Regions from separate parts of the Homo sapiens genome. Here region 2 is linked to region 1. A link is a contact called in ENCODE Hi-C or POLR2A ChIA-PET data. All regions are on one chromosome and are shown on one strand. The core of a region is the stretch at or near the end of the contact, and the rest is flanking DNA. Distances in the headings are between cores, read along the strand shown. Region 1 holds the start of GAPVD1 (GTPase activating protein and VPS9 domains 1). Region 2 overlaps MVB12B (multivesicular body subunit 12B).

The links. Hi-C counts contacts between places; a loop is a spot of excess contacts on that map. ChIA-PET counts read pairs that join two places held with the same protein, here RNA polymerase II (POLR2A). Pooled maps may share reads with other maps.
Region 2: a pooled map shows a loop between it and region 1 (4-fold over the local background). The contact joins the enhancer-like site here to the promoter of GAPVD1 in region 1. A Hi-C loop is called at or near these places in 3 of 50 pooled maps. POLR2A ChIA-PET finds 5 or more read pairs at or near these places in 3 of 52 experiments (PC-9, T-cell and endothelial cell of umbilical vein).

What each region holds. Positions count from the first base shown.
Region 1 is chr9:125,259,072-125,264,806 of GRCh38, forward strand. It overlaps GAPVD1 (GTPase activating protein and VPS9 domains 1), which reads left to right and starts at 2,755. Exons shown (of 28, transcript NM_001282680.3): 1 at 2,755-2,888. It also overlaps the pseudogene RPS10P17. RefSeq lists silencers at 2,652-2,833, 2,772-2,901.
Region 2 is chr9:126,394,581-126,400,315 of GRCh38, forward strand. MVB12B (multivesicular body subunit 12B) reads left to right here. Exons shown (of 10, transcript NM_033446.3): 6 at 995-1,117. Among named protein-coding and RNA genes, the nearest start is that of NRON, 13 kb to the right of the region's middle. RefSeq lists a silencer at 3,989-4,048. Within about 2 kb of position 2,596, at least 4 of the 41 ENCODE cell types and tissues checked have a DNase peak (open chromatin) inside an H3K27ac peak, as active enhancers do.

The DNA.
Region 1 (5,735 bases), core at 1,505-4,004:
TTATTGATTTTGAGCAAATTTTCACCTCTTGAGTTTACTTTCCCATTTGTAAAAGGGATGAAAATAATACCTATTCCATATTTCCCAAGAATCACTGTTGTAGTGATCCATAGTTCTAGCAGGAGATTTGAATTCCTTGAGTGTGCTGACTGGAAAAAAAAAAGAAAATTGCTTGTTAGTTCAAGTTCTTCATTTGTAGGTGACAGAACAGGGCTCAGAAGATTAACTGACCATTCTAGTTCCTTTTTTACTTCTCACATGCAATGCAGCTTCCCTGAAGATTCTTTTGCAACTTTTGGGGCCTCTCCTTCCCTTCCTCCCTGGCCTGGGTGCTCCAGCCTACCCAGACGCAGTGTTCCAGAGCCCACTGTGAATGTGGTTTTGCTAAGGCTGAGTTCTTCCTTAGCAGTCCACGAATGCCATCTCTTGTCTTGAAATCCAGCCATCCAGTAACTCCTAACTGTCACCTCTTCCATAAGGTCATGAACCCTCAACTTGAAAAGGCCATTCTCTCTGAGAATCTCAGAATGCTTTGTACCTTGGCTTATTATGATGATCCTTAATCTGTGGCAGTTTCATCCTACCCTAGATTGTAAATTGTATCCTCTTGCTTATTTCTTTTCTTTTTTTTTTTTTCTTGAGACAGAGTCTCGCTCTGTCGCCCAGGCTGGAGTGCAGTGGCACGATCTCCACTCACTGCAAGCTCCGTCTCCCGGGTTCACGCCATTCTCCTGCCTCAGCCTCCCGTGTAGCTGGGACTACAGGCGCCTGCCACCATGCCCGGCTAATTTTTTGTATTTTTAGTAGAGACAGGTTTCTACCGTGTTAGCCAGGATGGTCTCGATCTCCTGACCTCATGATCCGCCCACCTCGGCCTCCCAAAGTGCTGGGATTACAGGCGTGAGCCACTGCGCCCGGCCTCCTCTTGCTTATTTCATGCCAGCGGTGCATTGAGTAATGTCTTGTAACAGAGCTGATTGAATTCCTGAATGAGTTGAATGGCAGCACGATAGCAATAACATCTGACCAGCCTACCATAGGTGGTTCTATTACTACCTATGTAGTCATAAAACAAGGCAATAAATATGAAGCAATTCTGTCAATGTTGTTGTTGCTGTTTTGTTTTGAGACAGGTTTCACTCTGCTGCCCAGGATGGAGTTCAGTGGCATGATCACAGCTCACTGCAGCCTTGACCTTTTTGGGCTTGGTGATCCTCCCACTTCAGCCTCCCTAGTAGCTGGGACTACAGGTGCAAGCCACCATGCCTCGCTGATTTTTGTATTTTTTGTAGAGTTGGGGTTTCACTATGTTGCTCAGGCTGGTCTTGAACTTCTGGGCTCAAGCAATCCTCCTGCCTTGGCCTCGCAAAGTGCTAGGATTATAGGCATATGCCACCATGCCCCTAAAGGTGACATCAAGAGAGGTGAGTAGATAGAAAGCAGTTTGGGAGTTGATTGACATTTGAAATAGCTGGGGAAATGATTATTACTTTTTTCCTTTTTTTGCCTGGAGACTCCCAGTATTGGAGGATATAATCATTGTTCTCAATTTTTTGAAGATCTGTCAAGTGGAAGACATTCTGTATTGCTCCAGGCAGCCTAACTACCAGCAATGGAAGGAAATAAAGGGAAACAGATTTCAGCTCAGCAGGAGGCAGAACTTTCTAACATTTAGAGCTGTCCAACAGTGGAGCAGGCTGCATTACTTGAGGGAGTGAGCTCCCTGAAATTTGAACTGTTGAACAGGAAGATGACCATCTGGCTGAATGTACAGGAGGGAATTCCTGCCTGGGCAACAGTTGCACTAGTGACCTTTAAGCAGGTATCTTCCAATTTTAAGGTTTCTAGACTGTTCAACTCAGCTAACTTGACCTCTGAATATATGAGTTATGGTGTTACAAAAATTATTAGACAGTTCATTTATTGACTTACCTAAAATAACTGCATGGTGAAGTTTATGATAAGCAAGATTTTAGAAACTGAGAAGTGGGAAGGCAGGTTTTACACTGAAAATCCAGATACCATCCAAACCAATTAATGGCACTTAGAACAAAAGGGAAGGGAGGGGCCGGCAGCGGTGGCTCACGCCTGTAATCCCAGCACTTTGGGAGGCCGAGGCGGGCGGATCACGAGGTCAGGAGATCGAGACCATCCTGGCTAACACGGTGAAACCTCGTCTCTACTAAAAATCAAAAAATTAGCCGGGCGTGGTGGCGGGCGCTTGTAGTTCCAGCTACTTGGGAGGCTGAGGCGGGAGAATGGCGTGAACCCGGGAGGCGGAGCTTGCAGTGAGCCGAGATTGAGCCACTGCACTCCAGCCTGGGCGACAGAGCCAGACTCCGTCTCGAAAAAAAAAAAAAAAGGGAAGGGAGGTTTGTAAGTAGTGTGTGCGTACGTGTGAGAGAGAAACAGAGAAGAGAGAGAGTCATTCATGCGAATAATGTGTCCTGGGCAACTGAGCGTTGTCACAGAAAGCATAAAACGCTCTACATTTTTGCTTTACACATACTTGCTCAGTCGGATTCTTCACGTCCAGCATTACTGCAGGCGGAAACCAGGGCCCAGGCCTGGTGAACAGCCTTCCGGAAGACGATTCCGGACCCGGACACCCACGACAGCCTCAGGGGGCAGCTGACCTAGGGCTGCCTAAGGCGGAAGTGGGAGCCCCTAGCCGCCCGGGCGGAACTACAGCTCCCAGAGGCCCCCGCGGCGCTGCGCACGCGCGCTGGCGTGGCGGCAGCGCCGCTGCAGGACGCAGGGAAGCCAACAGGCGAGTGGCGAAGGTGGCGGCAGCGGCGGCGGGGGCAGTCACCGGCTAGGGCGACGGCTCCGAGGCCGAGTGGCGGTCCGACAGAGTCCTCCGTGTCCTCCCCCGCATGACCCCCTTGGTGAGTACGCGTCCCGATTTAGTCCGCGGGCTGTGAGCGGCTCCCTGCCTCGCGGCCGGGTTGCTCCGGCCTAGGGCCGCAGCCTGTCTCTGACTGCCCGGCCGTCAGGTCCAACTGACCCCGGGGTCCTGGGCTCTTCCCGTCAGTGTCGGGCGAGGTGGGGGTCGGGGGACACTGGGTTAGACCCAGGGGAGAGATGTGGCGGCGCGCAGGAGCCAGGGCGGCCTGGGGCTGAGGAGAGGGAGAGACGCGTGGGGGATGGGATGGGAAGGGACAGGAGGACCGCGGGGCGGCCTCGGGTGGGGGCCAGAGACGAGAGGCCCGGCAGGTAGGGAACTGAGTATAGGAGGCGAGAACGAAATGGAATGTCTTCTGAGTGTCGCTGATAAAGATATCGTGCTGCAGGGAAGCTTGACAAGCTGGACACACGGGTCTGGGGGCAGCCCACCTAACACAGACACTCACTGTACTTGGCATCTTTCCACTTGCTGTCGGAGGTCTGAAAGTGAGGGAGCTGTTGGTTGTTTCCATCCCTTTTCTTTTAACTTCACCTTTTATTGACTGGCAAAATTGTAGTGAGTGCTGGCTAGGCAAACCACAGAAGTACACCCAGGGTTCTGTGTATAAATGTGCATAAAAACAGGGAGACATAGTGATAGGTTCAGATGAGAACTAGGTCAAAGGAGGAATCAGTGTTTTTATTTTTAAATTTATGACGAAAATCAGTTCTGAGCAGGACTTTGAACTAGAGAGGGGTTTTAAACTGGAGTTCATTGATGGATAGAATTAGAAGGGTCCTTTCACTAGAAGGAGGATAAAATGACATCATTATTTTTATTGACTGCTAACTGAAACTTATTATTTCCTTCAGTTACGAATGTGGACAACAAGCCAGAGTAGCATTAGCAGCGCCTATGACTTTGTGATCAATAAAAATTACGGATATTTTTGCATCATGTTTACAGTTGCAGATAGCTCAGAATATCATTTATGGTTAACACTTCTTTGAATTTCTGGTGTTACTAGACCCGCCGTTAGACATTGTTATTTAATGTGATAATAAGGCTGTACATATATTATGACCATATTAGTTTGTTGTTTTGCTAATATTTCCATATAATTGGTTTCCCTTGTAATCACATGTATTTAATTATGCACTTAAAAGAAATCTGAGAAAGGGACCATAGGCTTCACCAAACTGCCAATGAGGTCCGTGCACAAAAAGATTAAGAACTCCTGAAATAATTTGGGAGGCCGAGGCGGGCGGATCATTGAGGTCAAGAGATCGAGACCATCCTGGCCAACATGGTGAAACCCCATCTCTACTAAAAATACAAAAATTAGTTGGGTGTGGTGGCCCATGCCTGTAATCCCAGCTACTTGGGAGGCTGAGGCAAGAGAATCACTTGAGCCCGGGAGGTGGATATTGCAGTGAGCCAAGATCACGCCACTGCACTCCAGCCTGGCAACAGAGCGAGACTCCGTCTCAAAAAACAAAACAAAACAAAAAAACTCCTGAAATAGAAATAAGGTTTTTTGGATTTATAAGTCTACTTAGAAGAACTGTTGTTTTTTTTTTTTTGGTTGTAAGTTTATTCAATGCAAAAGAATCCTCTCCAATTTTACTGAGGTGGCTGACCACGTCCACGACCAAATCCGTCTCAACTGGAATTTGGCTGCTGACCCAGCCCCAGCCTCAGCTTTCTTGTCGGCACTAAGTGGCACAGCACTCCATCTGTAGGTATGTCTGTCAGCACTCCATCTGTAGGTATGTCTGTCAGCTTCCCCTCTTGTGAGTCTCGCAGGTCACTCACCCTCCAGACCTTTAGGCTGAGGCCTGCCGGTCTCTGGACAGCTATGGCGTAGGGTAGCAGGTACAGTCTCCGGGGGGCAGATGAAGGTAATCCCGGAGATACTGGATACCCTCATTGGTAAGGTACCAGTAGAAATGTCTCCAGGCAAACTGTTCCTTCATGTAGCCTTGAGACTTGAGAGACTGCATGGCCTTCATGACATGAAGGTTGGGCACGTTCTTGTCTGCCAGCTCTGGGTGCTTAGGCATGTGGACATCCTTCTTGGCCACCATGACTCCCTCCTTAAAAAGGAGTTCATAAATGGCAATCTGGTTCTTTAGAAGAACATTTGAATCATTGAAGGCAGACAGGATGACAGTGTAGACGAAAGAGAATTTCATAATCAGGGAGATAAAAAATTTGGATGGGATCAGGGTAGTCTTTTGTTTTGTTTTGTTTTGAGACGGAGTCTGGCTCTGTTGCCTAGGCTGGAGTGCAGTGGCATGATCTCCGCTCACTGCGACCTCAGCTTCCTGGGTTCAAGCGATTCTTGTGCCTCAGCTTCCTGAGTAGCTGGGACTACAGACACCAGCCACCACGCCTGGATAATTTTTATATTTTTAGTAGAGGCAAGGTTTCACCATGTTGGTCAGGCTGGTCTCAAAGTCCTGACCTCAGGTGATCTGCCTGCCTCGGACTCCCAAAGTGCTGGGATTACTGATGTGAGCCACCGCGTCCTGCCCAGAGTAGTCATTTTGAAAGAATAGACCATAGATATTTCATTCAGGGTAATGGGGAATGAACAAAATAATCGGAAGAAGAAAGAAAAGTGAATATGTTGGCCTTTAAATTTTTGTATTAAGGCACCTCCCCACTTCCAAGGGATTGCAGCTCTGTAAGCTCTAATGTAAGCCTGAGAAAAGAAATTTTACTGTTTGCTGGTTTTCTTTAAATCATGGAGGTGGATTTTTTTTTTTTTTTTCTGAGATGGAGTCTCAGGCTGTCGCCCAGGCTGGAGTGCAGTGGCGCGATCTCAGCTCACTGCAAGCTCTGC
Region 2 (5,735 bases), core at 1,346-3,845, 1.1 Mb after region 1:
AAGGGTTTGGGATTGTCAGTTGGGGAAGATAGAAACCTCACATTGCAAACAGCACCTCCAAAGCCTGGCAGCTGGAGGCCACGGCCCAGAGGTGGAGAAATCAGTGCAGTTCATTGGAATCACTCATCTAAGAAGACAGGATTGTGGTTTTACATGGTTCCTGGGGTGTTCTGAGAAGCTTATTAGGGGTTCCCACAGAATAAGTCATTTTCCATTTTTTGAAGAGATTATATTCCTCTACATCAGGTCCCAAAGATGCAGTTCTGTGGGCAACTGGGAAGTTGGAAACTGAATATGGTGAAAATGATCCCGTCACTATTCCTAGGAGCGTGGCTGTCTCCTCAGCACTCACGAGTGTGTGGTGTAGTAGGGGGCGGGGCTGTGGTGACTGCGAGGGAGGTCACAGGAGAGCTTATGCGGCGTCTGGGAGGCCCCTTGGTGTCCACTCCTAGTTGTGTGGTTCATGGGGCCTCGAGTTTTGTAGTTTGAAGATGACTCCCAAACTGACCCTGAGAATGAGTCCAACGGCAGGTGACACCCAGCTGCAAGAGGCTGTATCCTGAGATTGGAGTGTGTTATAGAGTAGGGGGCTAATTCTTCTCATGGTTAAAAACCAGCATCTCCCTATCTGTCTCTCCTAATTGCACAAAGGACTTGATGTGGATTATCACGTCACACTCCACAAGGAAATGGCAAAACAAAAAGAAGTTTGGAGAAGCAAGGAAAGTACCAGTTGGAGTAGGAAGGCAAGCTTGGGAAGGGTGATGCAGGCGGCCTTGTCCCGAAGGCCTGCCTAGATGGAACGGGTCACCCTCGTGTGAACTATGACACCCAGAGCACAAAGGAGACGGTGGAACCCATTTCACGTGGAGGGCAAGAATTGATTCCCTGGTGTTTGAGGCCATGACTCTTTTAAATGAATTGGTTTGCTTTGTCACTCAGGTAAATGCTTTGTGCTAACCAGAGCCATGAAGATTTCTCTTTTTTCCTAAAGGGAACTGAACAGCATGGGGATCTGGTATCGAATGGGCAGAGTACCAAGAAATCATGACTCATCTCAACCCACAACGCCTTCCCAGTCATCAGCTGCCTCCACCCCAGCCCCCAACCTTCCCAGGTGAGGCCTTGTCGGGGTGTCTTGCGTTGTCCTGTGGTCTTAGGTCCCTGCACAACATTTTAGAACACCACCACTTAGTGTCTGCTGAAATACTGCAAAGTACAGCTGAATAATTGTAGAAGCAATATATCTTTAGAGGAGATTTTTAAAAATCCACTTGGAAATCTTTGCATTACATGAATGCAAAGGCCATTCTATAGTCTATTTTGTGCGTGTTCTGCAGGCTTCTAAAATTGCAGATTATGCAACTTAAAATTGGCTCCCTATTCAAAAGAGCTGCTAGCTACACACAGACACGTGCTGTATAGCCATGGGGTTGGGATCACTGGCCTTAAGGTCAAATTCCTTCTCTGTCTTGGCCAGCAACTCATTTGAAACCCAGGAGGGTAGGTGAGTTCTTATATTCTTCATTTTCATATAATTTCTTTTTCCAATGAGCTATAAAGTAAGAAATGGGTAGTTTGGGTATGAGAGAATAGTGAGGAGTTTTTCAGGAAATGCTAGTTTTAACAATTGTCTCCGCAAAGAAACTTGGGTGAGCCAACTGTTTGCTCTGCAACTGATTTCAGTCATAACAGAGGTAGTAACAGTCTCTACACTTTCTGCAAAAAGAATCCTGTCAAATAAAAATCCTGTGCATCACTAGGAGTAAACTAAGGGCAAGGAACAAACAGCACTGATGGATTAAGCTTGAGAAAGGGATTGCAAAAGTAAATAAAACAAGAACGGTGAGGCAGCAACACTTAGGGATTGACATAACGTAAATGAGAATGGATCTCCAAGCTTCCACGTGGGTGAATAGAGATGAACAAAATCTGTCAGGAACCGGACAGAAGAGTCACCAGTAGGTCTTCCTGGGCCATCCACAATACAGCCTGCCCTCCGGGACATACCACCAGCTCTCTGTACTCTGTTCCTCTGTGCCAAGCCTCCGTCTCACTTGGAAGAATGTGCTGTAATGAGGCTCCAAAGCCCTGAGGACTCTGTCCTCTGGGACATCCCCCTATAAAGACAATCTGGTCCTTCTCATGACAGTTTCACAAACCAAGAGTGGTATTTAAACTTAACTACCCCTGGAATTGCCTGAAACTTTAGAAGTAGTTTTCAGTTTCATTTGGCATAAAAAGATAGGAATCTCTAATAAGCCTCCCAGAGTTGCAGGGTGAACAGTTGAGTCTCTGTTGGGTTCAAGAGTGTGAGGTTCGCACTGCCCATCAGCACTTGTTCCTCACTTCTGAGCCAGAGCGCTGTCAGCTCCGCCCTGGAGGGCACTGCTGAGGGTCACTGTCTCCTGTGCTCAAGGCTATATCAGGTGTGTCACCTGTGCTGGGGAGTCAGCTAAGTCCATCACCTGTGTGTCGGGGTCCTCCATCACCTGTGCTGAGGCCCATCACTTGTACTTGGAGCAGCTCAAGTGTGGGCTCCTTGCAGAGGCTGGAAAGCCCCCACAGGAGCAGTTGCCCTGAAGTTGTTACAGCTGCTCCCTGCTGACATCATGTGGTCTAGAAGGGCCCAGAAATGGGCACCACCTCAGGCAGGTTTTGACTTTCTGTGGTTAAAGAAAGAACACCAGTTCTCTCAGATAAAGCAGAGAGAGCTCTCAGAAGCCTGCTGGTGACTGTGAGAGCAAAGTCACTTGCACCTGAAGCAAGACAGCCGAGAACACCGAGCCACCGGCAGCCTGGTGGGTTTGGAGGGTAGTGCGTCAGAACCAGATGTTTATAAGGCTTATGTATTTTATCACCTCTGCTGTACAGTTTATGGTTTACAATGGCTGCAAGGAAATCGGATCAGTTTTGTTTTACTTGCCAAATAAAACAAATGTCAAAATAGTCAATATAAAATGTATTCTAATTTGGCTGAGTTAAGTCAGCCAATATGCAACAGGATAATTGAATGTTCATTAGTGCTTCCAAGTAAAAGCCATTTGTCTGTCCCAAGTTCTCCTGTGCGGTAATTTACAGGTAGGATGCACACCTATGTAAGCCTCATCCATCAGGGTTTTTTGGTTTTTGTGGGGTTTTTTTGTGTGTTGTTTTCCTATCCAGTATCTTTGATTTATTTTAAAATGAAATGTTGATTATTCATTCAAATTTTCCATTGAAGACCTAGGAAAGGATGAGTATGCTGTTTTATTCCTTGAGGCTTCAGGTCTCTACACTCTCCAGAGGAGGAATCTGATCACCTCCCCTCTGGTGGGGAGCAGTGGCTGGGGCTTGTGCTCCGAGTGCTGGGGGTCTACCAGGAGCCTATAGGGTAAGGCAGGCCCCTCAGTGGGGCCTGCAGGGCTGCACACCAGCTCCGGGATTTCCTGTCTTCCCTTTCCCAGCCAGAGCCCCAGACATTAACGTGCGCTGGCAGCCTCCTCCTCCCCTGGCTTCTGCGCCTTTGCTCCCGGTGCTCCCTGCACATGAGGTGTGTTTGACAGGTCTCAGCGCAGAGGACTTCTCTCCCGGGAAGCCCTCCCAGAGGCTCCTGGGCTGGGCCTGTGCTGGGTCTTCTTCTGTGAGCGCTTCCGGGGCATCTCGAGCCCGTGTGGTGGTGAGGGCATGTGGTGAGCCTCCGAGGAGCTCCCCAGCGCCTACCTGAATCCAGGCACGAATTCAGTTTCACCATAAATGCGTCCCTGGCAACCCCTCCAGACTACTCCCTGGTCCCTGAGCACTGCGCGGGTCTTTTCCTATGGCGAGAGTAATCCAGGCTTGTAGAAAATTGGCAGAATGTAGAAAGTATGAAAAAACAGGAATTCCATTTCCCACGAGCAGATGCTTATAACCTTTTGTTATATTTCCCTCAAGTCTTTTTCTTGTGTACTTTTTACATAGGTGATATCATATCGTGTAATAGCAAGTCTGCATCTTGCTACTCTTTTCTCAGGTAGCCTTAACCATAAACCTGAGAACCACGTCCAGTGCGGTCTTTGTGTGGCGTGGATCGGGCCTCTGGGAGCGCGGTGACGCAGCGCCCTCTACTGCCCAGCCGTGGCGGTGGCGGGGAATGCGGTTCTGAGCCGGAGCTAGTGGCAGGCTCTTTCGCCGCAGAGCCCTGGCCCAGGCCAGCCAGGAGGACCTAGGAAGCGGTGGGTCACAGATCTTGCTGCCTTCTTGAGTCTGTATTCCTCTCCAAAGCCAAAACCATGTGCTCCGCCTCCATTTCTTGTGTCATCGCTCAGATTTCAAAGAATTTCCTGCCATTTTTTGGAATGCCGTTCATTCCCAGCTTTACTTCAGACAAAGGTGGATCTTTGCACCGTCTGTAGGCCATCACCTGAGGACCTCGTGGTTCTAGCAGCACTGCCTTCTCTGTCCAAAAGCAGGAACTGCCTCTAGAAGCAGGAGCTTCCCGCAGAAGCTCCGTTATTGCAGAAAATGCTGTGGTGTCACCGGCTTTGGAGTTGTCCTTTTGGAGCAGGCAGGTCCCCAGGGAGAGGGATGCTCCTGGGCTGTATCCAGTGAGTTGGTGGCTAAGGTGGTAGAAGGTAGCTTGGCAGAGCTCCTCTCCCTCATACAGTGATGCTTCATCTCACATACAGACATCGCCACACACATCTCTTGACTGTCTTCTAGTGAAGAAGGGCAGCCACTTCTTCTGGGACCCAGAGCCTCTCCATATCTCTGGCCGCAGGCGCTCCATCCCCTGCCTGCCTATGTCATGCACGTCGATCAACAGGAGAGAGCTGGCCTGGGGACGGAGGCACAGTCCCATCTCTGTGGCCCTCTTTGGGGCTGGGCCCAGCTTTGTGAGTCAGCCTTGGGCATGTGATCAGATGGTGGGGTTTCTGATTCAGCTCTGTGATGCTGTCTGGGGCAGGGGGCCAAGAGAGGAAACACCTTCCTGGCCTCTATCAGAGCAGCCCCTCCACCGTCTGTCACATGCAGGGCGTCACCTGTTTCTGCTGGGAAGAAGAGGTTCCGCTGCTGCTGGGACAGAGGTTGGGAAGAGCCCCAGGAGGCAGGTGGGCTCACAACCGCTGGAGCACCAGAAGTCCCCAGTGTGATAAGGGAATGGCTCTGTGTCGACCCAGGAGGAGTCCCCTGGTGGGCTGCAGCCCTCTAGCTCAGCAAGCAGCAGAACCATGGCTTGATAAAGACATCAGAGGCATGCTTATCAAATTTGCAGATGATGCAGAGTCATTAGGGTGAGCTGACGTGCTGAATGATAGAATCAATACTCTGCATCTCCTCTACAGCCAGAACAACCTGCTGGAGCCATGGGAGGCGATGGGCGCAGGCGGAGAGGGCCCCCGAGGTTCAAAAATCCATCACACAGGAGCCAAACTGAGGCCTGGCTTAGCAGCTAAGTGTGTGAAATGGCGGGGGTCGGAGCGTGGGTGTGTGGAGTACAGCCTGGTGTGCACAGCGGGAGGCCCTGAGTGGAGTCCTGCTCCTGGGGCGTGTGCACTGCCTCACACCACCAGGCAGAGGTTACCCAAATCCAGTGTCAAGTTTGAGGAATCCAGTTTGGAGCTGAGTAGAGACAGGCCAGCCTGCTGCAGATGTCTTAAGGGTCAATGGCAGGAGAGAAAGTAGAAGTGTTTCCAGGTGGGGATGGAGGGGTGGAGAGATGGCTGGGGGCTCCAGAAGGCAGAATTAGGTCAGGTGGACTGAAGTTACAAGGA